Regions from separate parts of the Homo sapiens genome. Here region 2 is linked to region 1. The links are chromatin loops, found by intact Hi-C in ENCODE. Cell type or tissue: Calu3. All regions are shown on one strand. Links, peaks and the distances in the headings refer to the core of each region. The heading gives the core; the rest is flanking DNA.

The links. A loop is a pair of places that touch in the nucleus more often than their neighbours do. Peaks named below come from ENCODE experiments on the same cell type or tissue, not always from the same donor. Only the 100,000 strongest peaks of a DNase experiment are listed, where the experiment ranks them.
Region 2: a loop joins it to region 1, with 2.7 times the contacts of the local background. A loop is called at or near these places in 3 of 110 quality-filtered maps.

Annotation. Positions count from the first base shown.
Region 1 is chr20:36,130,817-36,146,110 of GRCh38, forward strand. It overlaps a transcript of EPB41L1 not described here. Among named protein-coding and RNA genes, the nearest start is that of EPB41L1, 16 kb to the right of the region's middle. RefSeq lists an enhancer at 8,060-8,109 and a silencer at 12,399-12,448. In Calu3, for the core only: CTCF peaks have their summits at 8,045 (motif pointing left) and 8,247; a DNase peak (open chromatin) is centred at 7,995.
Region 2 is chr20:36,027,388-36,042,681 of GRCh38, forward strand. It overlaps CNBD2 (cyclic nucleotide binding domain containing 2), which reads left to right. Exons shown (of 12, transcript NM_001365709.1): 12 at 2,970-3,313. The coding sequence ends at 3,261. Among named protein-coding and RNA genes, the nearest start is that of NORAD, 16 kb to the right of the region's middle. In Calu3, for the core only: no CTCF peak of the experiment used is centred there; a DNase peak (open chromatin) is centred at 8,534.

The DNA of each region.
Region 1 (15,294 bases), core at 4,647-12,646:
TTTTTTCCCCGAGACAGAGTTTTGCTCTTGTTGCCCAGGCTGGAGTACAGTGGCATGATCTCGGCTCACTGTAACCTCTGCCTCTGGGTTCAAGGGATTCTCCTGTCTCAGCCTCCTGAGTAGCTGGGATTACAGGAGCCCGCCACCACACCCGGCTAATTTTTTTTTTTTTTTTTGAGACAGAATTTTGCTCTTGTTGCCCAGGCTGGAGTGCAATGGCTCAATCTTGGCTCACTGCAGCCTCTGCCTCCTGGGTTCAAGTGATTCTCCTGCCTCAGCCTCCCGAGTAGCTGGGGTTACAGGCATGTGCCACCACGCCCAGCTAATTTTGTATTTTTAGTAGAGATGGGGTTTCTCTATGTTGGTCAGGCTGGTCTTGAACTCCTGGCCTCTGGTGATCCGCCCGCCTCGGCCTCCCAAAGTGCTGGGATTTCAGGCATGAGCCACCGCGCCTGGCTAATTTTTGTATTTTTAGTAAAGATGGGGTTTCACCATGTTGGCCAGGCTAGTCTCAAATTCCTGACGTCAGGTGATCCACCCACCTTGGCCTCCCAAAGTGCTGAGATTACAGGTGTGAGCCACCACACCCAGCCTGTTTTTTATTTCTCTTAGGTCTGAAGAGCCTGTTCCTTGTGTGTAGGGACTGCTCCCAACTGTCCTCTGTCCATGCATTCATTCATCCTAAGGCGGGAGGCAGAATAGGGCTGTGGTGTCAGGCTGCCTGGGTTCAAACCAGCCTCCCCTCTTAACCACCTTGTGTCCACTTCCTCAGCTGTAAAGTGAACATCATGACAGGGAGCTACCTCACAGGGTCCCTGTGAGGCTTTCTGTGCATGAAAGCATGGAAGACACTTGAAATACTACGGTAAGCCAGGATGACAATGGTCAGGCCTAGAGAGAGGAAGGGGCTGATCTCTCACCACCTAGTGATGCAGGGGCAGAGCTGAGGCCAGAATCAGGCTTCCTGCCTCCAGTGCTCTCTTTCCCTGATGCCAGGCTACTGCTGTGGATGGTGTGGTTTATGGCGTAGGTGGCCCTCTGTTCAAGAATATGTGGGAGGGGTGGAGGGCCTGGATGGATCTATAAGGTGGGGTCTCTCCCTTTCCTCCCAGAGCCGTCACCTTCTTTCTGGGGTGCTTTCCCCCACAAAGTTATCTCTCTAGGTTAGAGCTTGGGGCCCCAGCTCAGGCCTGTTCCCCAGAGGTATATCCAGGGGACATCTGGCCCCAAGGAATCTCCCTGGCTAGCCCTTGAGGAGGGCGTTTCAGTCTGGAGGGAAAGGTGAGTTCTGAGGACCCCTCCCTAGGTGACTGTGTCAGTTTCCTAATGCTGCCCTAACAAATGACCATATACTTAAAACAACACAAATGGATGACCCTAGACTTCTAGAGGTCAAAATCTGAAAATGGACCTTATGGGGCCGAAGTCAGGGTGTTGGCAGAGCTGCTAGGGGAGGATCCTCACCTGGCCTTTTCCAGCTCTCCAGGCCACCCACATGCCTTGGTTCATGGCCCCTTCTAGTAGCTGGGTCCCTCCCACCTCTGCCTCCGTCATCATATCTCCTCCGATTCCCCCAAATCCCCTTTTGACTTACAAGAACCCCTGTGGTTACATTGAGCCCATTCAGATAATCTAGGACCATTCTCCATCTCAAAACTCTTTACCTAATCACCTGTGCAAGGTCCCTTTTGCCACGTGAGGTAACATATTCACCTGATTCTGGGGATGAAGACATGGACATCTTTGTGGGCGGGGGGGGGGGGCGCATTATTATGCCTGCCACAGCAGCCAGTAGCAAAGATCTCTCTGGATTACTGGACCCCCAGGTCCTGCTGGAATTGTACCACTAGCCTCCAAGATGGAGGGAGGGCTTGGGGGTCCAGGCCTGATATGCTGTGGCCGGGGAGGGGTATGAGAGATTCTGTATGATGGGGGGCCCGGAAGGAAGGCAGTGCACCTGTGATAGTGTGATAAATGTGTTCAGTGAGGCAGACATTGGGAAATGTCACCCCTGGCCTTCAGAGGTAGTCCTGGTAGGTGTGGGACCCACTGTGAGGCACTGCCACAGAAAGCCAAGCAGCACCCGCTCCACACACCACCATCACTGCTGTGTGTGTACACGTGCTTGTGGGTGTGTGCACTCATCTGTGTCTCTGCATGAATACTCTTGGGAGGGCCAAGGAACAACTCTTGAAAAAGGTCCTTTCTGCTCTTGTTCTAAGAAAAATAATTACACAAGTGACTAATTTTATCCCTAATCCCATAATTACTTTATTATGTAGCTGGTGAGAGGGCCCGAGCTGTGCCTTTGGCTCCACTCTGGCTGTTAGCCCAGTTGGCCTGGTCCACCAGCGTTGAGCCCCGCCTTGTTTCTGGCCTGGGACTGCCATGAGGGCAAGATGAGTTCCATTCTGGCTGAGATCCAACTACCCTTTGGTATTTGGGGTCTGAAAAGACCACCATTTCTTCCCACCAAGCCCATGCACAAAGTAAGAGCTTGTGTTTAGGGAATTAAGTCAGTAGATTCAAGAGATCTGGGTTCTAGTTCACCCCTCTCATTAACTTGCTCCCTGACCTTGAGCATGCCATTTCCCTCTGGATCTCAGATCTGTTGTCTGTGATACAGGGCCCTGGCCAGCTTAACACTCCATGATTCCATGAGGAGAAATGGGAAGACTAGAGCTTTGAGACAGAGGTACCTTCTTGCTACCTGCTGAAAACATACCCCAATCATAGCATTAAAGATAATATTAATAGTAGCTGGGCACAGTGGCTCATGCCTATAATCCCAGCACTTTGGGAGGCCGATGCAGGCGTATAGCTTGAGCTCACGAGTTTGAGACCAGCCTGGGCAATATGCAAACCCTGTCTCTACAAAAAATACAAAAATTACCTGGGCGTGGTGGCATGCGCCTCTGTGGTCCCAACTACTCAGGAGGCTGAGGCGGGAGGATCGCTTGAGCCTAGGAGGTTGAGGCTTGCAGTGAGCCGAGATCACGCCACTGCATTCCAGCCTGGGCAACAGAGTGAGACCCTGTCAAAAAAAAAAAAAAAAAAGTAACAATAATATCCATCATTACTTGATAGCAAACCTTGTACCTGATTCTTCATTTATATTTTTCTCATTCTATACTTGGATGACTAGGTGAGGTAGGTTTTACGGAAGAGGAAGCTGAACCAGCAGTTGATAAAGTGACTCACCTGTCATGAAATGGCAGAGGTAGGACTGTAGCCTATGCTCTTAGCCTCTGCCTCCATTGTCTTTTTCTACTGTATAAATAAATGAAGGGCCACTCAGCTAGGAAGTGGCGGGGCTGGGATTTGAACCCAGGTCTGTCTGTCTCCAAAGTTCTTGCCACCTCCCAGAATTAGGCTTCCAGGGGTGATTATACTCTTGAACTTCAAATATGTAAACTTAAGCTTGACACAACAAGAAATAGCGATGGTGAAATAAATTGGAAACTCCAGTAGACCAGAGAGTTGGTAGCCCGAGGTTGTGTTCTAGCTTTGCCACTGGCTCACGCTGTGAACTTAAGCAGATCCCCACTAATCCCTAGGCCTCAGTGTTCCCATGTACACGAGGGGTGGGATTCGATGGTATCCAAAGGCCTTCCTGGTATTGATGGTTTGACATTCTAGGCCATCTGGTCCCAGAAGGTACTGTGGGGCAGGAGACCAGCTCATGGTGGAGACCAAAGGGTGGGTGAGTTGGCAGCCCTAGTTTTTTCTATTACATTTATTCCCACGAGAATAGAGATTGCTTGGACTGTGTCCCACTGAACATTTGCAGAACAACTTACCCAGGCCATGGAGTTGAGAATAAAGAGTGGAGGAGGTAGTTTCCAGGCTGTTCCTGCAAGGTTACTGCCCAGCCTGGGCTATTAGCTCCTCAGGGGTCCAGGTCTGTCATCTACCTTGCTCCAAAGGCTGCATTGGTCTCAGGTAGGCAGAAGCAATGGCTGCACGTCTGTCTGTGGGAGTCTGTGAGGGTGCCTAAGCATAATAAATAAGAACACTATTTTGTGTTTTCTCTGTCTTTTTTTTTTTTTTTTTTTTTTTTTGAACCAGGGTCCCACTCTGTTGCCCAGGCTAGAGTGCAGTGGCTTGATCACGGCCCACTGCATGCAACCTCCACCTCCTGGGTTCAAGTGATTATCCTGCCTCAGCCTCCCGAGTAGCTGGGATTACAGGTGCATGCGACCACATCTGGCTAACTTTTGTATTTTTAGTAGAGACAGGGTTTTGCATGTTGGTCAGGATGGTCTCAAACTCCTGGCCTCAAGTGACCCGACCACCTCGGCCTCCCAAAGTGCTGGGATTACAGGCGTGAGCCACTGCACCCAGCCTACTTTGTATTGTCTATTATCACGGCCTGCAACCCACTTTCCTTGAAATATTACGTTTACTTCTCTTAAAACCATATGAGGTATGTATATGGTCATTCCCATTGTACAGTTGAAGAAACTGAGACTCAAAAGGTTAAGTACTTTCCTTCAGATCACACAATCAGTGAGGGATAGAGGGGGATTTGGGATTCTGCCTCCAGAGCCCACGGTCTTGGCCTTAGGGACTGATACCACATGGGCCGAAGCAATAAGCATGAGGTCAGGAGTCAGCGGGTTTGGAATCCCCCCTCTGCTCACCATCTGTGTTTCCTTGGGCAAGTTACTTTATCTGTCTGGATTTCCGTTTCTCTCTCCATAAAATGGGTATATTAATACCTGCCAGTTGGGATTGATTTAAAGGTCACTGAGATGATGGGAAGTGCAAGTGTCTAGCCTGTGGGCTTTCACCTCTTGCCCCTGCCTCCTTCCTGCTTCCCTCTACATATCTGAGGCTCTGGCCACCCTGGAGGTCTCCCACGCATAGCTCTTAGCTTAGGCCTTTGCACAAGCTGCTCTTCTGCCTGAAAGTTGCTGTCTCTGCCTGTTGTTGTAAAGATAGACTTCCTTCACATCTAGACTTCGATCCTTTACTGTTTCCTTGAGGATTCTGGAAAGGGGAAGGGGTGAGGTAGGTTCTCCCACAGGCCTGTTCAGTGATTATCAGGACAACCCCTCGGTAGGGGCAGAATTGAGGGTAGCAGGTAGGGTCCTGAACACCCTGGAAATATAAATCCCTCCAGAAAATTTCCTCCCTTTATACTTGACAGCTTAGGAAGGGCGTGCATATGAGGTGAGTGTTTCGTCTTTGGATCATTAACCTTCCTATTACTGTGGTCTCACTTTTTCAGTTCCCCCTATTTCTTTGGCATCATCTCATGGCCTTTTACTTTCTTGTTTGGTTTTCTTGCTAGAACTTACAAAAAAATTTTCAAAATTGTGGTAAAATATACAGAACCTAAAATTTACCACCCTGACCACTTGTTTTTTGAGGGAGGGTCTCTCTCTGTTGCCCAGGCTGGAGTGCAGTGGCATGCCCTTGGCTCACTGCAACCTCTGCCTCCCAAGCTCAAGCGATCCTCCCGCCTCAGCCTCCTGAGTAGCTGGGACTACAGGCACATGCAACTGTGCCCGGCTAAGTTTTTTTTTTTTTTTTTTTTTTGGAGAAACAGGGTTTCACCGTGTTGCCCAGGCTGATCTGGAACTCCTGGCCTCAAGTGATCCAACTGCCTCAGCCTCCCACAGTGCTGAGATTATAGGTGTGAGTCACCATGCCTGGTCCATCTTAACCATTTTTAAGTAAGTGTACACTTCAGTAGTGTTGGGTAGGTTCATATTGTGTAACACCATCACTACCACCATCTTCAGAACTTTTAAATCTTTTTTCTTTCTTTTTTTTTTTTTAGAGATGGTGTCTCGCTCTGTTGCCTAGGCCTGAGTACACAGGTGCAATCATAGCTCACTCCATCCTTGAACTCCTGAACTTCAGCAGTCCACCTGCCTCAGCCTCCTGAGTAGCTGGGGCTACAGGTGCATACCGTGGTACCTGACTAATTTTTTTTTTTGTAAAAATGGGGTTCTTCTTTTGTTGCCCAGGCTGGTCTTGAACTCTTGGCTTCAAGTAATCCTCCTGCCCTGGCCTCCCAAAGTAACGGGATTACAGGTGTGAGCCTGAATTTTTTAATTTTTTAAAATTTACTTTTCCACGGCAGAGTATTGTTCTGTTGCCTAGACTGAAGTGCAGTGGCACGATCACTGCAGCCCCAACCTCCCAGGCTCAAATGGTCCTCCCATCTCATCCTCCCAAGTAGCTGGGACTACACATGCATGCCACCATGCCTGGCTAAGTTTTTCTTTTTTTCCTTTTCTTTCCTTTCCTTTTTTTTTTTTTTTTGAGACAGGGTTTCACTCTGTTGCCCAGGCTAGAGTGCAGTGGCTCAATCTCGGTTCACTGCAACCTCTGCCTCCTGGGCTCAAGGGATATTCGCCCCTCAGCCTCCCAAGTAGCTGGGACTACAGGCATATGCACTATCACACCTGGCTAATTTTTTATTTTTTGTAGAGACAGGGTTTCATCATGTTGCCCAGGCTGGTCTCAAACTCCTGACCTCAAGTAATCCGTATGCCTCAGCCTCCCAAAGTGCTGGGACTATAGGCATGAGCCACTGCGCTGGGGCAGCTAATTAAAAAAAATTTTTTTTGGATACAGATTGGGTCTCACTATGTTGCCCAGGCTGGTCTCAAACTCCTGGGTTCAAGTTATCCTCCTGCCTCAGCCTCCCATAGTGCTGAGATTATAGGCATGAGTCACCGCACCCAGCCTGAATACTTTTTTTATGTTTTGAGACTGAGTTCCGCTTTTGTTGCCCAGGCTGGAGTGCAATGGCGCGATCTTGGCTCACGGCAATCTCCGCCTCCTGGGTTCAAGCGATTCTTCTGCCTCAGCCTCCTGAGTAGCTGGGATTACAGGCATGCACCACCGTGCCCGTCTGATTTTGTATTTTTAGTAAAGATGAGTTTTCTCCATCTTGGCCAGGCTGGTCACAAACTCCTGACCTCAGGTGATCTGCCCGCCTCGGCCTCCCAAAGTGCTGGGATTGCAGGCATGAGCCACCATGCCCAGCCAAATTTTTTAATATGAAAAAAGTGAAACTATATCCATTAAACAATAACTCCCATTTCCTCCTCCCCCAACCTGTGGCAGCTGCCATTCTCCTTTCTGTAACTGCAAATTGGACTAGATACCTCAGATAAGTGGAATCATACAGTGTTTGTCTTTTTGTGACTGGCTTTTGTTACTTAGTATAATGTCCTCAAGTTCACCCATGTTGTCATATGTATCAGAATTCCCTTCCTTTCTAAAGCTGAATAATATTCCATTGTATATATGTACAACATTTTGTTTATCCACTCATCTGTCGATGGACACTTGTTGCTTCCACCTCTTGGCTATGTGAATAATGCTGCTATGGCCTTGGCTGTACAGAGATCTCTTTGACACCTTGCTTTCAATTATTTTGGATATAGCCTCAGAAGTGGAATTGCTGGGTTGTATGGTTAGCACTTTTTTTTTTTTTTTTTTTGAGACAAGAGTCTCGCTCTGTCAGCCAGGCTGGAGTGCAGTGGCACGATCTCAGGCTCACTGCAGCCTCTGCCTCCCAGGTTCAAGCAGTTCTCCTGCCTCAGCCTCCCGAGTAGCTGGGATTACAGCTTCTCCACCCCGCCCGCTAATTTTTGCATTTTTAGTAGAGACAGGGTTTCACCATGTTGGCCAGGCTGGTCTCGACTCCCAGCCTCAGGTGATCTGCCCGCCTCAGCCTCCCAAAGTGCTGGGATCACAGGCATGAGCCACCACATCCAGCCAGCACATTTTTTAAAGCCACTATTTATTGCATGCTTAATATGTGCCAGGAACTGGGTTAATGATTTGACATATATTGCCTCACTCAATCCCTGCGTCCACTCTGAGTAGTAGGAAGAATTATCCCCAGTTTGTAGCTGAGAAAATAAAGACTCAGAGAGGTTAAGTTATTTGCTCAAAGTCTCACAGCTAGGAAGCTTTGGAACATGCACTGGAGCTTTGACCTGCCGCCAAAGCCTTGCTTTTAACTATTGTGACATGCTGCCTCCCAGTGGCCTCTCTCTCCACCTGTCTATAGAATTTTCTGCCTCTGTTGTGTCCCATTTTTTTTTTCTCTCTTGCCTTGTGTGTGTTCACTCTCTCTGGAAACTTTGAACAACTTAAGTAAAGGCCCTTTGACTGCCAAGAAGTTTTGTGAGTTGGAAACTTAGAGCGGGAGGCCTGTAATTTGCTTTCTAATCATGGTCCTCTGGATTTATAGCTGCCTGTCTCCCAGTGACTGACAGGCTCTTATTCAGCCTCTTGTGGTGATTGCCTTGTGGATCCACAGAAAGCCGGCCCAAGAGGGCCAGCTTCCTGGGTACAGGGACGCTGTACCCCCAGAGAGGCAGTGTGGGAAGGGAGACGGCCCGGCTAGGCCAACGAGGATTCTCTTGGCTCACTGATTTCCTAGCAACAACAGAGGCAGAAAATTTTACAGAAAGGTGGGAAAAGAAAGGCTATGAAGTAGATTCCAGTACAATTGCCTTTTTCTGATTTTCAAAACTATCAGAGCAAAAATATTCCTAAATTTGTTTCGAGTTTTATAAGTTCAAGCCAGACTTACGGTTTGCATGATAGTCAGTTATCTTTCTGTCATCCTTTAAAAAAAATTTTTTTGTTATGCAAAATTTCAAACATACATAAAAATAAAGAGTATAGTGTAATGCACTTCTGTGAACCCATTGCCTAGGTTTAGCAATGATTAATACATAGAGTCACAGCTTGTCTATCCAATAACACAGAAGTTTAAATTTTTCCTCATTCACAGCACTAGCTCAGCGCTTCAGACCTAGTTGTTGCTCAGTAAATAAATAGATGCTGACTGATTACAAAGCCCTTCCCCTCTCTGGGTCTCAGTTTCCCCATCTGTGCAGTAAAGGGATAGGATTAAGTGCTTTCTTCTTATTATTATTTATTTATTTTTTTTAAGACGGAGTTTCACTCTTGTTGCCCAGGCTGGAGTGCAATGGTACGATCTGGGCTCACCGCAACCTCTGCCTCCTGGGTTCAAGCGATTCTCTTGCCTCAACCTCCTGAGTAGCTGAGATTACAGGCATGTGCCACCATGCCTGGCTAATTTTGTATTTTTAGTAGAGATGGAGTTTCTCCATGTTGGTCAGCTGGTCTCGAACTCCCGACCTCAGGTGATCCGCCCACCTTGGCCTCCCAAAGTGCTGGGATTGCAGGCATGAGCCACCGTGCCCGGCCTAGGTGGTTTTTTTTTGTTGTTGTTGTTTGTTTGTTTGTTTTTGAGACAGAGTCTCGCTCTGTCACCCAGGCTGGAGTGCAGAAGCGCAATCTCTGCTCACTGCAACCTCTGCTTCCCAGATTCAAGTGATTCTTGTGCCTCAGCCTCCTGAGTAGCAGGGACTACAGGTGCGCGCCACCACACCTGGCTACTTTTTGTATGTTTTTTTTTTTTTTTTTTTAGTAGGGATGAGGTTTCGCCATGTTGGCCGTGCTGGTCTTGAACTCCTGGCCTCAAGTGATCCAACCACCTTGGCCTCCCAAAGTGCTGGGATTACAGGCATGAGCCACCGCACCCAACCAGGATTAAGTGCTTTCTAAGAGACATGGTAGTCAAAGTATACACTTGGATGTCAGACACAATTGTTTTTCCATTTATTAGCTAGGTATCTTCAGGCAAGCTGAGTCTCAGTTTTCTCATCTGTAAAGTGGGGATATGACTTCTCAAGGGTGGTTGTAAGCACTGAATAAAGTAGCTGTTTTGTTGCTAATACTTTTATTATTGCTATTTTGAATATTAATATTCTGGTTGGAAGAATCCGTGTATTTCAGAAATGCAAAAATAAAATTGGAATGGACTAGAATTCATGCCCTAGGATTTGGCTTCTTTTTTTGTCCCAGTCAGCAGATAATCAGAAGCCCAAGAAATGAATAGTGCAAGAGGAGGCCCAGAGTGAGGGCCATCCAGGCTGATTTCATCTCCTCTCTTCCCCTGCCCCTGCCGTGTGTGGGTGTCACAGCCCCCACCCCCATGAGAGAGCCCGACTAGCCACCCCCTCCCCTAATGAGACAGGCCCAAGATGGAAGAGCCCACAGGTGGAGAGGGTGGTGCTGCAGGATGTCTCGTTGCTAAGATTTCCGAGGAGGCAGCAAGAGCCTGTTTCCAAAGCTGGGAGGGAATGATGGGCTGATGAGTAGATGTAGGGCATGTGGCCCCAGATGGGGTTTTGTGGGATTCTGGGCAAGGGACAGCAGCTGGGAGAAGGCGCTGGGGGCAGGAGGAGGGTCTTTGTAGAATATGGCCCCTTTCATAGACTGTGGGCTCAGGATTACGTGTTCATTTCTTCCATTTACCTCCTTATCTGTCAATATCAGACCTGCATGTGAATCCTGATTCACTCTATGACCTTTGGCAAGTGTTGTGCTGCTGTACTTGCTGGCCCTCAGTTTTCTCACCAATGGGAGGGCTAAGTGAAACATGTATAATAAAGTGCTCTGTAAAAAGGAAGACAAAGTAGAAATGTGAAGGTTCACTACGACTGTCATCTTTATTATTTTTTTTTTCTTTTACTGTCAGATGAGGGAATGGGACTCTGTTAGGTTTCTATGCATGAATAGGGAGCCCTGGAGGGTACTTCCGCTGTGAGGGCCTGTGTCAGGAGACTGTGGGAATTGGCTAGATGGGCCCCATTAGTGAAACTCCAGGGAACAACTGAAGAGGGCAGCAAAGTTCAAAGCCAGAGAGGCAGCCCAAGGGGGGCTGTGGTTGCTGAAAGGTGGGGGCTCTAGTGAGATTCTAGGAGGGACCTTCAATGGTTCAGGCCAGAAGCTTTGAGAGAGGTGAAGGTAACAGACCTTTCTTATATAAATATGTTTACACATATATACCAGAAAGTAAGCAACAAAACAAGACCCAAATGTACACAAAAGAAATAATTCCACTATCATAAAACAACGTCTGGTAACATGTTTTAAAATATTTCCTGTTTGCTTTTTTCTAGGCATGTACACATACATACATATTTTATAGAAATTGGGGCCAGGCACGGTGGCTCACGCCTATAATCCCAGCACTTTGGGAGGCTGACGTGGACAGATCACTTGAGGTCAGGAGTTCGAGACCAGCCTGGCCAACATGGTGAAACCCTGTCTCTTCTAAAAATACAAAAATTAACCAGGCGTGGTGGCGGGGCACCTGTAATCCCAATTACTCGGGAGGCTGAGGTGGGAGAATTGCTTGAACCCAGGAGGCGGAGGTTGCAGTGAGCCGAGATCATGCCACTGCACTTCAGCCTGGGCAATAGAGCAAAAACTCCATCTCAAAAAAAAAAAAAAAGAAAAGAAAAAAGAACAAAAAACGTATTTTGTAGAAATTGGATCATTTGTTACGTACCATTTTGTCTCTGCTTTTTTACCTGTATTGTGTTAAGAACATGATTATATAGCCACATATAGATCCACAACATTATTTTGTGTGGCTGCGTAGTATTTCAGCATATGTATGTATCACTATTTTTATAACGTAGCCACTATTATTGGACATATATATTAACTCCAATGCTCTACTTTACTCCTGTATACAGTGCTTAGACAAATGTTCTTATAGCCACATCTTTGTGTCATTCATTGTTCCCTAAGGATCCATTCCTAAAAAAGGAATTTCTGCGTTAAACGGTATGCACACTTTTAAGGCTTATCATGTACTTTTTCAACGATGAAAGATGAAACCAGTTGATAGCTGCATTGACACTGTCTGAATCTGCCCAATTTATTGGCGGCTCATTATCTTAATAACCCGGCAGCGGTAGCTTAGTGGGTGGGAGGCTCACTTGCACGGATTGGGCGGAGGGAGGCATCAATAGCCACTCTAAAAGGACTTTGCAAAGAGAGGCCCCTGGGTGGCCTGATGGGGCTGGGTTGGACTGTGTTGAAGGGGCTTACCTGCCCGGGCTGTGCTGTGCTGTGCTGTGTTGGCCCGACTGTATTGGTTATGGGAGGCTGTGCTGGGCAGTTGGGCTGGGTTGGCTGCACTGGCTCAGGCCTGGCAGTCTTGTCCCTGGTGTGATCCTGGGCTCAGCCTGGTGTGATCAGCGTAGTCACCAATCCAAGACATTCATTCTAGAAGCTGGCATGGCCTCCGTGGCCATGCTGACAGACTTGTCCATTCACGTAGTGGAGAGTGATTCATCAGAGCTGGTGGTGGCAGCAGTAACTCTGACAGAGTGGAACTGCTCTCACCATCCTGTCACTTGGCCTCTAAAAATAACTCCTGCCGGTTCCGAGTGACCGCACCGCCAGGTGTCTGGAGGTGCAGTCCTGTGGTTGTGGCTATGTGAGGGAGGGTGTGTTTGTGTGTGTGTGTGTGTGTGTGTGTGTGTGTGTGTGTGTGTGTGTTGGGGATAGAGGTGCCATCTGGGGGCCTCTTGATTGGTTGACCTCTGAGCCAGGGCTTTGGGGTGGGAGTATGAGAGGCAGACCAGGCTCGCTCTTTTCTACCCTCTCATAGCTGGGGACAGAGACAGCTAGTGGGGGTAGCAGTATTTTTCAGGACTGTGTGCTCACTCCCTGCTGAAAAAGGGCAGAGAGAGTGGAATGGAGAGGGTGACTTCAGAGGCAATATGACAAGGGTGAGGCAGGCTCTGGGGAAGCACAGCATTTAGCCAATCAACATCTATGTCCCACAAAAGCCCACATAAAAGCTCATCGTCTTAGTGAAGTCTTTAATGTAGGGTTCCTTTAAATTAGATACAAAATACAAAATACACACATATACAGCTAATTTCTTATCGTGGCTGATTAGAGATCATCTAGCCCAAGTCTTAACCAAGGGGATTATCTATCTATCACTCAGGGGGTGATCTATGCATGGGCTTCATGAGCTCTCTTGATACCTGAAAGATGATAAAGGTAGGTATGTGTGTGTGTGAGTGTGACTTTGTGTGTGTGTATGTGTGTGCAGGTGCATACCCATGTACATTTTTCTAGGAGAAGCTCTGCAGTTTTCATTGCATTTTCAAAGGAAATCAGGACCGATAAAAGGTTTTCTTTTTCTTTTTCTTTTTTTTTCTTTTTTCTTTTTTTTGAGACAGTGTCTCGCTCTGTTGCCCAGGCTGGAGTGCAGTGGCGCGATTTTGGCTCACTGCAACCTCTGCCTCCCGGGTTCAAGTGATTCTCCTGCCTCAGCCTCCCAAGTAGCTGGGACTACAGGCGCACGCCACCATCCCTGGCTAATTTTTGTATTTTTAGTAGAGATGGGGTTTCACCATGTTGGCCAGGCTAGTCTCAAACTCCTGACCTCAGGTGATCTGCCCGCCTCGGCCTCCCAGAGTGTAAGAATTACAGGCGTCAGCCACTGCGCCCAGCCCCCTAAAAGGTTTAGAACTGCGCTAGTCCAACCCCCTCATATTACAGGTAAGGAAATTGAATTCAGAGAGGAAAATGACTGCCCAAGATCTCACAGCAAAGGTCAAATCAAGGTTTCTTGATGCCCAGCCCAGCGCCCTCTGCCACACAGGACGCCACCCTCCCCTGCCTGGTTCCTTGAGCCAGGGTCTAGCTACCTACAGTAGGCAGGATCACAGTACCATTTTCCATACCCTCTTGGCTGGCATGGATCCAACTGAACAGGCTTGAGGCTTTCAATCACAGTGGGCAGCTGAGCCCTCACCTCCAGACCTTCCCACTCCCAGGGGAAAACCCATGGGGCATCTCCTGACTCATTCCTTTAGAGGGCATCTTTGCCCAGGACAGTTAAATCTGTCTGTTGACATTCTTATCCTGGTGGGACACTCTCTGATACAGGAAGTGCCTCTGCCTTGTGGGAAAGGAACTGACCCTCGGGTCCTGGAGGACAGGAAATAGAATGGCTGAGTGGGCCTGGGAATATTATATGATGGAAAGGCAGGAGGTCATAGCTAGTGGCAAGAGACAGATGCTGTCTCATTGTATATGGGAGGAATTAAACTGCCATAGGAGTGAATAATAGGACTGATAAGTAACATTTATTGAATACTTACTATAAGTTAGACACTCTTCTAAGATATTTACATGTATTAGCTCCATTAATCCTTATAATAACTCCATATGGTTATTATAAGGAAACTGAGGCACAAATAGATTAAGCACATCTAGGAAACAACTGAGCCAGGATATGAAGTCAGGTCCTCTGACTCCAGAGTATACATCACTCTGGAGCCAAAGTGTAGGCTCCTAGCCTCTATGCTGGCAGACCTGAAACTCCAGTGTGCGTTAGAATCACAGGAGGGCTGATGAAAGCACTGTTGCTGTTCCAAACCTCCTAGTTTCTGACTCAGTAGGTCTGTGTGGGGCCTGAGGATTTGTGTACTTAAGAGTTCCCAGATAAGGCTGGGTGCGGTGGATCACGAGGTCAGGAGTTCAAGACCAGCCTGGACAAGATGATGAAACCCCCGTCTCTACTAAAAATACAAAAAAATTAGCCGGTTGTGGTGGTGGGTGCCTGTAATCCCAGCTACTTGGGAGGCTGAGGCGGAGAATTGCTTGAACCTGGGAGGTGAAGGTTGCAGTGAGCTGAGATTGCGATCACACCACTGCACTCCAGCCTGGGCGACAGAGGGAGACTCCATCTCAAAAAAAAAAAAAAAAAAAGAGTTCCCAGATATTGCTGGTGTTCCAGGGACCACACTTTAGAATCATCCCTGTTTCCTGATAGGAAGAGATGAACAGAGGGAAAAGAAGTGGTGACTGATCTCACCTGGATTATTGCAATGTCCCACTGTGGTTCCAGGCTTCTCCTTCACTCCGGTCACTGAGTCTTCACCAGGAGCAAATTAATTTTCCTAAAGCCCAGCTCTAATTATGCCTCTGCTCAAAGCTCTCTGGATCCTCTGACACTATCCACCATTGCTGTCCACTAGAAATGTCTGTAGTGATGAAATGTTCTACATCTGCACCGTCCAGTATGGTAACCACTAACCACATGTGGCTATGAGTTTTACATTTTGTTCCATTAAATTTAAATTTAAATAATCACATTTGGCCAGTTGCTAGACAGTGCAGTGCACTTGGTTTGTCATTCAAGGCTCTGCTTGGCACCAGCTCCTTTCTATCTCCTCAGGGATAGCCTCAACCCTCAGTATCCCAGGCTCCAGGTCATATGCAGCGTTTCCTGATTCTACCTTGTAATTCCCAGCACTATGGCTTGTGTTATGCTCTCTCCTCAGTCTACATTGTCCTTCTGCCCTGCCTTTAATGCCCAACCCACATATGACCTCTTCCTCGAAACCTCCTTTGACACCTGCTGCTCTCTAATCTTTTTCTCCTCTGAACTCCCCAACACTCTGT
Region 2 (15,294 bases), core at 3,787-11,786, 100 kb before region 1:
ATGACCTTCTCTAGGCTTTTGACTCCAATCAGCAAAACAAGAAAATTAGAGTAGATCAGTATTTTTTAAAGTATGAACATATTCCACAGGAGGGTTACAGGATGATTTTAGGTGGCTCACAGATTGACGTTTTTAGTTTTAACATTTATGTATTTATTTATGTGAATTAGAAAAAGCAGCATGACTAACTTACTAACTGTGTGATCTGACAGATCTTGTTGCTTAAGACAAAGTTAAAGTAAATATTTAAGTAAAAGGAACTGAACAGATTGAAGGAAAATCATTTGTAATTTTTTTTTTTTTTTTTAGACAGAGTCTTGCTTTGTCACCCAGGCTGGAGTGCAGTGGTGTGATCTTGGCTCACTGCAAACTCTGCCTCCTGGCTTCAAGTGATTCTTCTGCCTCAGCCTCCCAAGTAGATGGGATTACAGGCGCCGCCACCACACCTGACTACTTTTAGTAGAGATGGGGTTTCACCATGTTGGCCAGGCTGGTCTCGAACTCCCAACCTGAGGTGATCCGCCCACCTCGGCCTCCCAAAGTGCTGGGATTACAGGTGTGAGCCACCGTGCCCAGCCCGGAAAATCATTAATAAATTTAAAGAGCAGATGATATGTAGATAAGGCCAACACTGGGGCAGTCTTGTGAGAAAAACAAGCTGAAAAATACTGGCGGTTCCTTCTGGTTCAAGGATGCCACACTTCTCTGATTCCTGGGTATTACCAATATAGGAAATGGCCATGTAGACCTGCCACTCAAAAAAGGGTTTAAGGAGCCTTAGCTCCTTGCATATTGCCTGGCACATGATGGGGATCAGTTAATATCTGTTGAATGGAAATTCATAAAAGGTTTACATAGAGTTGAGTGGGGGCAGATGGAACATTCAGCATCCGCCCTGCTCAGTCAGCATTTGCGGCCCTCATCTAGAATGCTGACCCACAGAATTCTGTCTTATTCATTAATCGTTGAACTCATGCCTTTCTAGACTGCTAAAACAGGCAGAAAACATATCCATTATCTAGCTCAAATCCCTCACGTTTTAACCGAAGACTCTGAGATCCTGAAGATCACAGAGCCGGTGGCAGAGGTACCTGTCCTGTGAATAGCGCAGGCTGGTTATCCTGAAAATCACCCCTACAGAGCACAGGGCGGCCCATGTGGGGTAGAATGCATGGCTGCATCCACAAGAAAGTCAGGAAATCCCCAAGGCCAAAGTGAAGAGGATCACCCAAAACAGACAGACAGTATGAACTAATGCTGGGGATTGCCCAGGAGGGCTTAAGGGCGTCACGGGCTGGTTTTTTTTGGGACGGAGTCTCACTCTGTCGCCCAGGCTAGAGTGCAGTCTCGTGATCTCAGGTCACTGCAATGTCCCCCCACTGGGTTCAAGTGATTCTTGTGGCTCAGCCTCCTGAGTAGCTGGGATTACAGGCGTGTGCCACCACACCTGGCTAATTTTTGTATTTTTAGTAGAGACAGGGTTTCACCATCTTGGCCAGGCTAGTCTCAAACTCCTGATCTGAAGTCATCCACCCGCCTGGTCTCCTAAAGTGCTGGGATTACAGGCATGAGCCACCGCACCCAGCCATGGGTTGATTTTTTAAAGCCTGAAAGGACAGATGCAGCTTTCAGTTCAAGTGAGACAGGGGATTGGAACTGAGACCCCTGTGTGAAGCTGAGGCTACCCTGTTCAGTGAAAAAGTAGACTAGAAATCAATGTGACCATCAGCATCAGGAAGTGACATGGAGTCTTGTCTGTCCTAGCTTAGAATCTAGGTTAAAAAAAAATTATCCCCTAAGAATTAGTCATCACATGCTTTCCCCCTCCTAGGTTTTGGTGAATCCCTTAGCCTCACCCCAATTTCTATGTTTCTGAAATGGAGTGGTTGTGAAAATTAAATGAGTTCACAAATGTAAAGTGCTTGACACATGGTAAGTTCTAAGTCTGAGTGAGATGTTGTTGTTATTTATTATGTAAGAAATTGAGAGTTAATGGAACTTTTTAAGTGAGGACTACCCAGTAGTGTGCTCATGGATGTTTAACAACCAGCTCTCCAAGATGCCGGAGGAGGACCCTGGCTTGCAGTGTTTGCTGATTTCCATAGTGTAAATACTCCCACCATGGCCAGTTTCAAACTACCAACCTGCTGCCACAAGCATGGAGTTGAGAAGAGGTGCACACGGTCAGCTTTCATGAGCGGGTGGCAGCTGGCTTTGTCATATTGCTGATGCTACAGGACTAGCTTGTAGCCATGCTGACCTCTGAGTTTTTTCTTAAGCCAATCTCTATGGATCAAAGTTGACTTTATCTTTGTCGATATAATCTGGCTGGAAGAATGAATGTTCTGACTTGTTAATGATGTATTCAGCTTGTCTGCTTAGGTAAGAGAGTACAGGTGAGTTAGTTGAAGCTTTATACCACCTTGCCTTGCTGTGGTCTCAGGAGGCCTCAGTCCTTCTTCCACCTTCCTCAGCCGCACTTACTATGAGGTGAGGGGGAGGGCAGAGCCAGACCACCATGGCCAGTCCAAGGCAGCCACCAGTCTACCTCCTGTCTCTACAGACCTGCCTGTGCTGGACATCTCACGTAAACCGAATCATGTAATATGTATATACCACACTTTATCCATTTATCAATATAAAATGATTAAGGAGCTATTTTACTTTCTAAGTTCTGTGTTCTAAGTCTGTGAAATCTGGTGTGTATTTTACACTCACAGCACATCTCTATTTCAGACTGGCTGCATTTCAGGTACTCAGTAGCTACAGGTGGCCCATTGCTACTACATGAGACAGCACAGGCCTAAGGGAAGAAAACTGTGGAAAGGGAAAGGGTGCAGAAGGAGAGTCTGGGAGGGTCAGAGAAGCAGAATGAAGCGCCACATGCTTAGGGAGGGGAGAGTGGCAGGAGGCAAGGCTGGAGGGGCGGGACTGGCATGAGAACCTCGGCTTCTGTGCCTGCCCTTTAGTGATGAAGATATGTGCCAGAAGTTCCTCCAGCAGAACAGCTGGAATATCTTTCGGAAGGACCTGTTGCAGCTGCTCGTGGAGCCTTGCCAAAGTCAACTGTTCACTCCAAACCGGCCCAAGAAGAGAGAGATCTACAACCCTAAGTCTGTGGTCCTGGATTTGTGCAGCATCAACAAGACGACTAAACCTCGTTATCCTATTTTTATGGCACCCCAGAAATACCTCCCCCCATTGAGGATTGTCCAAGCCATCAAAGCACCTCGGTACAAAATCCGAGAACTCTTGGCTTAGTGTAAGAGCACAGGGGTCCTTATTTAGGACAAATAAAGGATGGTGGATTGGGCGCTGTGCTTTCTGAATGACCACCATGGGAGCTGTGGGACTTGGAGGAAGGGGGCCTGGAGGGCTGAGCTGTGGGTCCACAGAGGTGTTTGGGGGACAGCAATGGGGGCACAGTCTCCCTTGATGCTTGAGGGCTGGGCTGAGTGAATGGATGGTCAGAGGCTGTGTGTGGACGGGTTAATCATTGGGCATAGGTTCAGGGTAGGAGGGTCTTGTCTGATAAGCTGGATGTGGGGGAGGCTCAAATCAAAGTGGTCAAGACTAGGGTTGCAAATGCCTTCCAAGGCCACACAGGTCATCTAAAGGAGGGCAGCAGAAGGGCTGGGAAGGCAACGGGGAATGGTGGAGATGCTGGGGCCCACTGTGTAAGTTCCCCATCCAGATGGGGCAGCTGCCCCTTAGCCCAGTCAGTTGCTGCCCTGTCAGAAAATAATTCGGGCCTCATATCGTCAGTCTGTAGATTCTTCAAGAGAATCAAGAAATTCAATATTTTAGATGATTCCTACCAGTTTTTAAACATGAGCAACTAATTCAGATTGTTTTCAAATAGTGTCAAACAAAACACACATGGGCCTGCAGGTGGTGGGCTGGGTCCCTGTCAGAGAGTGGAAGTGAGGCTGCGACTGATTGGGAGGAGGGTACAGGAGCCAGAGAGACGCTGATGGGACAGCATGACAGGAGCAGGCATCAGGTCCAGGATGAGGAGTGAGTAGCTGTGATAGAGGAGGTGGAGACAAGGAGGCTGCAGAGTCTGAACGAAAGAGGGCTCCTCACTCTCTCTGCTGGGTCTTTAATCTGGAGCTGCCCAACACTGATCTGGGCCTACAACTCAGGGTTCCTGTCTCCAGCAGCCTCAGCACCACAGACCAAGCTCCAGACACCTCTTTCCCTTCGAGAACCCCATAGGTTAGCCTGAGAGCACTGAGGAGCCTGGCGGAGGCCATGGCGGCACAGGAGCCTGCCCGCTTCCAAGTCCCCCACCCTGTCCCTGGCAAGGCATAGACTCTGAGGAATGCCTGGGCGTTGAGCTGGGCACCAGGAGCTCTGGCAGTCCCAGGTGTGCTTGTGTCTCACTGGACCCTCTTGAGCACTTTGATTCCCTTATCTGTACCTCAGTTTCCCCAGTGGTGAAATGAGCAAGTTGGACAAGATCAATGGCTTTCATGAATGGGGGTGATCTAGTTTGAAAAGCATATTCAACATTATAGTTTTGTTTGTTGAATTTATTTTTTATTTTGAGACAGGGTCTTGCTCTGTTGCCCAGGCTGCAGTGCAGTGGCACGATCATAGCTCACTGCAGCCTCGAACTCTTGGGCTCAAGCAATCCTCCTGCCTTAGCCTCCAAAGTAGCTGGGAGTACAGGTATGCACCATCACGTAGGGCTAATTAAAAATTTTTTTTTGTAGGGACAGGGTCTTACTGAATTGCTCAGGCTGGTCTCAAACTCCTGGCCTAAAGTGATCCTCTCACCTTGGCCTCCCAAAGTGCTGAGATTTCAGGTATGAGCCTGATACGATTTGGCTGTGTCCCCACCCAAAATCTTATCTTGAATTGTAATAATCCCCATGTGTGAAGGGCAGGACCGGGTGGAGATAATTGAATCATGGGGGCAGTTTCCCCATACTGTTCTCATGATAGTGAGTGAGTTCTCACGAGATCTGATGGTTTTATAAGGGGCTTTCCCCTTCGCTCAGCTCTCATTCTCTCTCCTGCTGCCATGTGAAGAAGGATTTGTTTGTTTCCCCTTCTGCCACGATTCTAAGTTTCCTGAGGCCTTCCCAGCCATGCGAAACTGTGAGTCAATTAAACCTCTTTTCTTTATAAACTACCCAGTCTCAGGTATGTCTTTATTAGCAATGTGAGGACAAACTCATACAGAGCCACTACACTGGAACTCTGTTGAATTTAAAAGAAAGCCGTTTTCATATTGCATACCAGAAAAGAAGTATGAAATTTTTCTCTCTGAAGGGGGTGTGGACGTAAAGGGTAAAGAAGCAGTGGACTTACAGATCTTCACTTCCCTGATAGCTCCAGAATCAAGGAGTCAGGGATATCTGCAGCAGTCCTGGAAAGGTTGACTGTGACCTACAAGGACAAGGGGTCACTGTTTTGGGACCAAGTAAGTTGGGGTGTCTGACCATATTTAGGTATCCTTTTGCATTTAGGGCTGTGGCTCCAAGATGATGGTGTGGGCTTCTTATTCATCCATTTGAAATTTATTTATTTATTTATTTATTTTTGGAGAGAGTCTTGCTTTGTCGCCCAGGCTGGAGCACAGTGGTGCAATCTCAGCTCACTGCAACCTTCCGGATTCAAGCGATTCTCGTGTCTCAGGCTCTCAAGTAGCTGGGACTACAGGTGTGTGACATCAGGCCTGGCTACAGACCTGGCTAATTTTTTGTATTTTTAGTAGAGATGGGGTTTTGCTGTGTTGCCCAGGCTAGTCTCAAACTCCTGAGCTCAGGCAATCCACCTGTCTTGGTACTTCCAAAGTGCTAGGATTATAGGCGTGAGCCACTGTGCCCAGCCTTGAAATTTATTTATTGAGCACTGCAGAGAGAGTCAAAGGTTGGATAAGATGCATTTTCTGTTGCCTTTTATTTTCTTGGCTAGGGGTCACCAAACTCCTTTTAAATTTTATGTTTTTAAATTTATTTTTGAGACAGGGTCTGTCTCTGTCACCCAGGCTAGAATGCAATGGCATGATCATAGCTCACTACAGCCTCAAACTCCTGGGCTCAAGCGATCATCCTGCTTCAGCCTCTTAAGTAGCTGGGATTACAGGTGTGCACTACCATGCCCGACTAATTTTTTTTTTTTTTTTTTTTTTTTTTGTAGAGGCAGGGCCTTGCTGTTCTGTTCAGATTAGTATCAAACTCCTGGCCTCAAGTGATCCTCCTGCCTCAGCCTCCCAAAATGCCAGGATTACAGGTGTGAACCACTATGCCCAGCCCAAACTCTTTATGTAAGGGGTCACATGTTGAGCACTTATTACGTGACAGTCACCTTGCTGAGCATCTGACTGTGGAGTTCAGTGACCTGCAGGCTCTGCCACTTAATGGCTGTTGAGGATTAAAAGAGGTGGTATGTGTATAACAAGGTGGAAGATTTTTTTCACCAAGATCTCTGGGTCCTGCTTCCTGGGAAATAAGAAAATGCGGCCAGGCACGGTGGCTCACGCCTGTAATCCCAGCACTTTGGGAGGCCGAGGTGGGCGGATCACGAGGTCAGGAGATCAAGACCATCCTGGCTAACATGGTGAAACCCCGCCTCTACTAAAAATACAAAAAATTAGCTGGGCGTGGTGGCGGGCGCCTGTAGTTCCAGCTACTTGGGAGGCTGAGGCAGGAGAATGGCGTGAACCTGGGAGGTGGAGCTTGCACTGATCCGAGATTGCACCACTGCACTCCAGCCTGGGCGATGAGTGAGACTCCGTCTCAAAAAAAAAAAAAAGAAAAAGAAAATGCTTCCAGAATAACAGGCAGAACATGTTTTTTAGGGCAGTAATGGGTGAGAAAATAGCCTGGAAGAGCAACTGAGGATGAGGGTACTGAGAAGGGAGAGAGACTCTGGGCTGGGCTTCAGGAGGTCTTGAGGGGAGCTGAGGAAGAGCAAAGTTCCTGAAGCCACTATGTGACAAAAGAACTTGAGAAGGAGAAATGTCTGAAGAGGACTTCAAGGAGTCCTCTGTGCTTTTCTGTGCATTGAGAATGTGTCCCTCTTTGGCATTTGTTTGAGAAACCAAGTGAACATTTGAATAGAATTATAGAATTAGGCAGTACTGCTGTCTCTTTGAATCCAGTAACCAAGCAGGGAGTGGGCAGCAAGAGATGCTTATTATATTCAGCATATGGTGTAAAGTCCCTGGCATGGTAAGTGCTCAGCACTCGCTAAGTGTCATTCACGTCTTTTAGACCAAGGTCAATTTGATCATCTAGAAACTCTCTTCCCCCTTCAGTGGAATAGGAAACTGAGACTTTGGAAGTCTGAGCCCTCATAATCAGTGATAAAGGCCATCACTGAGTGGATTGGGGTAGGAGGAGCCTGAATGACTTCTCGCCTAACCCCCACACTCTTATCTAGGTGAAGGAGCTCATGGGAACATGAACGGGCAGCCTCTCAGGGGAGAGTGGAGACAGGGCAGCAAACCATACCAAGCACTGTGTGGGGGGGGTACTGTTTGGAAAAAGAATGAGTGGGACAGTGAGGGGAATGTAGGGCAGGGGGAGGTGGGACTTGTGTGTGAGCCTAGCTTCCAGGCTGTGAGCTGCAGAATGAGCGCCGGTTCTCAAGGTTCCCTTTCCCCAGCACACACACACACACATATACATACACACATATATACACACATACACATGCATACACACATATACACATACACATATACACACATACACATATATACACACATATACATAAATACACATATACACACACGACACACATACACATACACACATACACATACACACATACATACATACACATGCAATAACATGGGATCAGATTCAGGCAGGATACTGGGTGTGCTGGCTCACGCCTGTAATCCTAGCACTTTGGGAGGCTGAGGCAGGAGTTCAAGACCAGCCTGGGAAACATAGTGAGACCCTGTCACTACAAAAAATACAAAAATTAGCCATCCATGGTGGTGCATGCCTGTAGTCCAAGCTACTTAAGGGAGCTGAGGTGGGAGGATTACTTGAGCCGAAGAGGTCAAGGCTGCAGTGAGCCATGATCATGCCACTGTACTCCAGCCTGGGTGACAGAGTGAAACTCTCTCTCAAAAAAAAGGGAAAAGAAAGAAAAAAGAATCAGGCAGTGGGCAGTGGAAGACATGACATGAGCATTTACCTGGGAGAGGAGTTCACTCAGAAGGAGTAAATATGATACCCCCTGGCACAAGTGTTTGGAACAAATGACATTTTCAGTGCTGCAGAGGTCCTCACTGCCACCTAGGCACAGATCCAAGGGTCCCGGAAGCCCGGGGTGATCTGCCATGCCTAAGAAGCCAGGGAGAGGGCCCCAGGCTCAGGTATGGAGTACCTGGTGTGTGCCAGGCATTATGTGAGGCACTCTACAGAGGCCATCACTTACTCTGAAACTATTTCCTGGCAGCTAACTGGATGGCAGCATCCATTTGAGAGATGAGGAGCCTGAGGCCCCGAAGGCAAAGCTCACTCAGCTACCAGGTGGTGGTTCCAGAAAATCCAGGAAAACCACAGCCCAGCACCCTCCTAGTTAATCAGCATTGAAGTGTGTGGACAGTTACACCACCGTTACTCATCTATCCCAAATGAGCCACCTATTTTCAAAAAAGGAAGTCTGCACACACAGCCCTGAAACTGTGCTGGGGAGAATATAATTGCCCTCTGGAATTATTTTCCATATGTAAATAAGCATAGTCATACTTAGAGAGGCAAGCCCAAGCTGCTTGAGCCAAAAATATAGCCCCTAGTGCTAAAAGCTTCCACTGTTTGGGGGAAAAATAAAAAAAACCCACTTGAAAAATAAACACAGGACACATTACCAGCGTTTGTTATAGGTAGTGTTTAAGGTCCCAACTTGGGGTTGGAAGAAAGGCATTGTTTAAATCTTCTATTCCGGTGGGGCGCGGTGGCTCATGCCTGTAATCCCAGCACTTTGGGAGGCTGAGGTGGGCGGATCACAAGGTCAGGAGTGCGAGACCAGCCTGGCCAACATGGTGAAACCGCATCTCTATTAAAATATAAAAAAAAATTAGCTGGTGTGGTGGCGGGCACCTGTAACCCCAGCTACTCGGGGGACTGAGGCAGGAGAATCGCTTGAACCCAGGAGGCAGAGGTTGCAGTGAGCCAAGATTGCGCCACTGCACCCCAGCCTGGGCGACAAGAGCAAGACTCCATCTCAAAAAAAAAAAAAAAAAGAAAAGAAAAGAAAAAAAAAAAGAAAAAAGAAAAGTCTTCTATTCCTTTCATATAACTCCTAGGAAAGTCTTACCTTCCAGTTAAGGGGTGAAATGGGTCACTTTGCTCATCTGCAAGGCTACATCATAGGGAAATACTTTCAGGGCAGTACACGTACAGGCCATTTTACCATGATGCCTTTCTACTGCTGGGGGATTTATGGGGCTTAACTGCAAGGGTGCTGAGTTGCTGAATTTGTAATCACTGGTCCAGAGCAAACAATGAGGATGAGTAGCAGTTTCTAGGTGGCTGATAAGCAGGATCAAAGCATAAACAAAGGTTTTTCATGGCTGCTGCCAAACTGTGGGCCTTGGGGACAGACACTGGAGGGCTGGGGCAGTGAGAGGTAGCAGAGTTCAGATGTGTGCTGTGTGACTCTCCGCCAGGCTCCATCCCTTTCCTGAGCTTCATGCCTAGCATCTGTGCAATTCCAGGGGTCCAGCGGGTGTTCTGCACACATAGCCCCCACCCCAGGGGCTGAGCAGGGCCCCACCCGCCTCTCTTGTTTTGTCCTCACCTATCTCGTACTTCCAAAACCACCCACCCCCAACAGAAAGTCAGGATCAAGAAAGTGGATTATTGAGGCTGGGCGCAGTGCTTATGCCTGTAATCCCAGCACTTTGGGAGGCCGAGGTGTGCAGATCACCTGAGGTCGGGAGTTCAAGGCCAGCCTGACCAACATGGAGAAACCCTGTCTCTACTAAAAATACAAAAATTAACCGGGCGTGGTGGCACATGCCTGTAATCCCAGCTACTCGGGAGGCTGAGGCAGGAGAATCACTTGAACCCGGGAGGTGGAGGTTGTGGTGAGTCGAGATTGTGCCATTGCACTACAGCCTGGGCAACAAGAGCCAAACTCCGTCTCAAAAAAAAAAAAAAAGAAAAAGAAAATGGATTATTGAACCCCATGGTGGCATGTGAAAATGAACTGTGGGAGAGATAATAGTATTTATTTATTTATTTGTTATGTTTTCCCAGATAGGGTCTCACTCTGTCTACTCTGGAGTGCAGTGGTGCAATCACGGTTCATTGCAGCCTTGACCTCCTGGGCTTAAGGGATCCTTCCACTTCAGTCTCCTGAGTAGCTGGGACTACAGGTGTGCCACAATGCCTGGCTAATTTATTTTTTTATTATTTGTAGAGACAGGGTTTCACCATGTTGCCCAGGCTGGTCTTGAACTCCTGGGCTCAAGAGATCTGCCTGCTTCAGCCTCCCAAAGTGTTGGAATTACAGGTGTGAGCCACCATATCTGGCCGTAATTGTATTTCTTGCTGTCTGTAATTGTACTGTTACGTAAGAGACTCTCCTTGTACTTAGGAAATATACACTGCAGTACTTGGCAGTTAAGAGAGATAATTTCTTCAATTTACTTTCCAAATTATTTAGAAAATTATAATATGTACATTTAGAGAGAGAATGGCAAAGAAAATATAGTCAAATAACAACTGGCCAGTCTGCGTGAAGTGTACTTAGGAATTGTTTTTAAAAAAAATTTTTTTTTAACAGAGGTGGGGTCTCACTGTTTTGCTCAGGCCTGTCTCAAACTCCTGGGCTCAAGTGATCCTCCTGCCTCAGCCTCTTTTTTTTTTTTTTTTTTTTTTTTTTTGAGACAGAGTTTCACTCTTGTTGCCAAGACTAGAGTGCAGTGGCAGATCTTGGCTCACTGCAGCCTCTGCCTCCTGGGTTCAAGAGCTTCTCCTGCCTCAGCCTCCCGAGTACCTGGAATTACAGGCATATGCCACCACGCCTGGCTAATTTTGTATTTTTAGTAGAGATGGGGTTTCACCATGTTGGTCAGGCTAGTCTTGAACTCCTGACCTCAGGTGATCGAACCACGTTGGCCTCCCAAAGTGCTGGGATTGCAGGTGTGAGCCACCGTGCCCAGCCACTGCCTCAGCCTCTTAAAGTGCTGTAAGCCGTCGCCTGGCCTTAGGAGTTCTTTGAACCATCCTTGAAATTAAAAACATATGTTTAACTGTGGTAAAATACGAATAGCATAACATGTATCATCTTCATCATTTTTAAGTGTATAGTTGAGTGGCATGAAGTATTCTCATTGTTATGTAACTATCACCACCATCCATCTCCAGAACTCTTTTCATCTTGGAAAAATGAAACTCTGTACCCATTAAACAATGACTCCCCATTACTCCTTCCCCCCTAGTCCCTGGCAACTACCTCTCTCCTTTCTGTCTCTATGAATTTGAGTACCCTAGGTACCTAAAGTAGTGGAATCATACAATATTTGTCTTTCTGGGGCTGGTTCATTTACTTAGCATGCTGTCCTCAAGGTTCACCTATGTTGTAGCATGTGTCAGAATTTCGTTCCTTTTTAAGGCTAAACAATATTCCATTTTATGTGTATATACCATATTTTGTTTACCCATTCATCTACCGATGGCCACTTGGGTTGCTTCTACTTTTTGGCTATTGTGAATAATGTTGTTATGAACATTGGTGCAAATGCATCTTTGAGACCACTGCTTTCAGTTCTTTTGGTTATATATCCAAAAGTGGGATTGCTAGATCCTATGGTAATTCCATTTTTAATTTTTTGAGGAACTGCCATATTTTTCATAGTGGCATTATCATTCTTGCAATTTTAAGTGTGAAGTTATCTTAAAATAAAAATTAGAACTGAAAAAAGGAAGAAAGTGAAGGAAGCTAATATGGATATGCATAAATATTGGCTTTAGTTGACTTTATAATTAGATAAAAATTGATTTTTAAGTTTGTTGAGGCCGGGTGTGGTGGCTCACACCTGTAATCCCAGCACTTTGAGAGGCTGAGGCGAGCAGACTGCTTGAGTTCGAAGTTCAAGACCAGCCTGGGCAACATGATGAAACCCTGTCTCTACAAAGAAATACAAAAATTAGCCAGATGTGGTGGTGTGCACCTGTAGTCCCAGCTACTCAAGAGGCTGAGGAGGGAGGATCACTTGAGCCTGGGAGGTGGAGGTTACAGTGAGCTGAGATTGCAGTGAGCCTGGGTGACAGAGCCAGACCCAGTCTCAAATAAAAAAAAAATCATTGATAAGCTCCGTGATATTCAGGATAAAAAGAGAAACATATTATTTATTAGAAATTAGACAATTGGGCCAGGTGCTTTGGCTCACGCCTGTAATCCCAGCACTTTGGGAGGCCAAGGTGGGTGGATCACGAGGTCAGGAGATCGAGACCATCCTGGCTAACACGGTGAAACCCTGTCTCTACTAAAAATACAAAAAATTAGCCGGGTGTGGTGGCGGGTGCCTGTAGTCCCAGGTACTCTGGAGGCTGAGGCAGGAGAATGGCACGAACCCGGGAGGCGGAGCTTGCAGTGAGCAGAGATCGCGCCACTGCACTCCAGCCTGGGTGACAGAGCGAGACTCCATCTCAAAAAACAATAACAACAACAAAAAGAAATTAGACAATTGAGACCAAGAAGAAAATGGAGGAAGTCACTATGGATTTGTATAAGCTCTAGCCATAATTACAAAACCTGGCTTTCACACACCTATTAGAATAGCCAAAATCCAGAACACTGACACCACCAAATGCTGGCAAAGATGTGGACCAAGAACCATCATTCATTGCTGGTGGGAGTACAAAATGGTACAGTTGCTTTGGAAGACAGTTCAGTGGTTTCTTATAAAATTAAACATTCTCCTACCACACAAGGAGTTGAAAGCATATCCATATGAAAACCCGTACATAAATGTTTATGGCAACTTTATTTGTAGTTGCTAAGACTTGGAAGCAACCAAGATGTCTTTCAGTAGGTGAATGGATAAATAAACTGTGGTATGTCCAGACAATGGGATATTATTCAGCACTAAAAAGAAATGAGCTATCAACTCTTGAAAAGACATGGAGCAACCTTAAATGCATATTACTAAGTGAAATAAGCCAATCTGAAAAGGCTACAAACTGGATGTATGTCCAGTTATATGACACTATGGAAAGGCAAAAACTATGGAGTTGTCTTCAAAATTAGTCGTTGCCAAGGGCTGAGGAGAGGGAAGGATGAATGGATATAGCACAGATGATTTTTACAGAAGTGAAACTACACCCTGTAATACTACTACTAATGGTAAACCCATGTCATCATACATTTGTCCAAATCCATAGAATGTAAACTTCCCAGAGTGAACCCTGGTGTAAACTCTGACCCTGGGTGATAACAATGTGTCAGTATTGGTTCCTCAATTGTAACAAATGTACCACTCTGGTCGCGGACATTGATAATCAGGGGGCTGTGCATGTGTCGGGAACAGGGAGTATATGAGAAATCCCTGTACTTTCCACTCAGTTTTGCTATGAACCTAAAACTGCGATAGAAAATAGAGCCTGTTAAAAAAACAAAACAAAACAACTGGCTTTGAGCTCTCTGATGGCTCAACATGGTGAAACCCTGTCTCTACTAAAATACAAAAATTAGCCGGGCATGATGGCAGGTGCCTGTAATCCCAGCTATTCAGGAGGCTGAGACAGGAGAATCGCTTGAACCTGGGAGGTGGAGGTTGCAGTGGGCCGAGATCGTGCCATTGCACTCCAGCCTAGGTGACAGACAGAGGGAGACTCTGTCTCAAAAAACAAACAAACAAAAAACAGTTCTCACCAGCATTCACACATTGCTCCATTATCCACATCCTCATCAGCTTCGATGATCATCAGCTCATGGGGTTTGCCCCCTCTGCGAGAAGCATCCTGGAGCCCATTGGCTGCTACCTGCTCCCCTCCCTCCAAACAGCGCTTGTCTTCTGTCCATCTCAGTCCCCTCACCTTCAGGCTCCTGGGCATCTCCATGAAACAGGGAGGCCTAGGAGAGCTGGCATCACTGAATCTAAAACCTAGAAGAATCCAACCAGCACACATGCCCTAGGGAGAGGAGATGGTCTAGGTTTAGAGAGACAGCACCAAACAAGATGGAACAAAGTCCCTGGCCTCTAGGAGCTTATGTTCTGTATTGATGATGAGCACAGGAAGTGCACAAGAAAAATCAGGGTAGGTAGGGGGTGGAGGCTACTACTTTGTGAAGGGTCATTAGAGAACACTTTATGAAGAATATGACATTGGTGAGTACACCAGTGAGGGAGTGAACCCTGCAGATATCAAGGCCAAGAATGTTCCGGGCAGAGGAATGTTCCATGCTTGGCATGGCTAGGTGACAGCAAGGAGGCCAGTATGTCCAGAATGGAGTCAAAGGAGAAAAAAGTTGCAAGAAGGGGGGTGGAGGCCAGATCATGACCATGTGAAGGGAGCTTTTGGAAGGTTCTTAGCAGAGATCTAGGATCTAGAATCTGGCTAGACTGGGGAAGCACCAGCATGGAAGGCGTCGGGGAGGAAGGCACTGCAGTGATCCAAGTAGGAGATTATGGAGGCTTGGATCAGAGTGGTTGTGGTGGTGTTGAGATGGGACCAATCCTGGCCATATTTTGACGGCAGAACTGAGAGGGCTTGCTGTTGGACTCAATGTGAGGAATGGGAGAGAATCAAGAATTACTCCAGAAATGTTTTTTGAGCAAGTGGAAGCTGCTTCCTGAGATAAGGAAGGCTGTGAGGGAAGCACAGTTGGGGGTGGATCTCAGGAGTGTGGTTTTAAACAGTTTACAGCAAAAGGATTTAAAGATGAAGTGACCTAATATACATTAAAAACTTAGGACAGGACAGGCACGGTGGCTCATGCCTGTAATCCCAGCACTTTGGGAGGCCGAGGCAGGTGGATCATGAGGTCAGGAGTTCGAGACCAGTCTGGCCAACATGGTGAAACCCTGTCTCTACTACAAATACAAAAATTAGCTGGGCTTGGTGGCGGGCACCTTTAATCCCAGTTACTCAGGAGGCTGAGGCAGGAGAGTCACTTGAACCCGGGAGGTGGAGGTTGCAGTGAGCTGAGATCACACCATTGCACTCCAGACTGGACAACAGAGAATAGAGTGAGACTCTGTCAAAACAAACAAACAAACAAACAAACAAAACCTTAGGGACAGTATTTGGTACTTCATAGCACACATGCATGTAAGGTTGACATTTATCTCCATTTTAAAAATAAGATTGA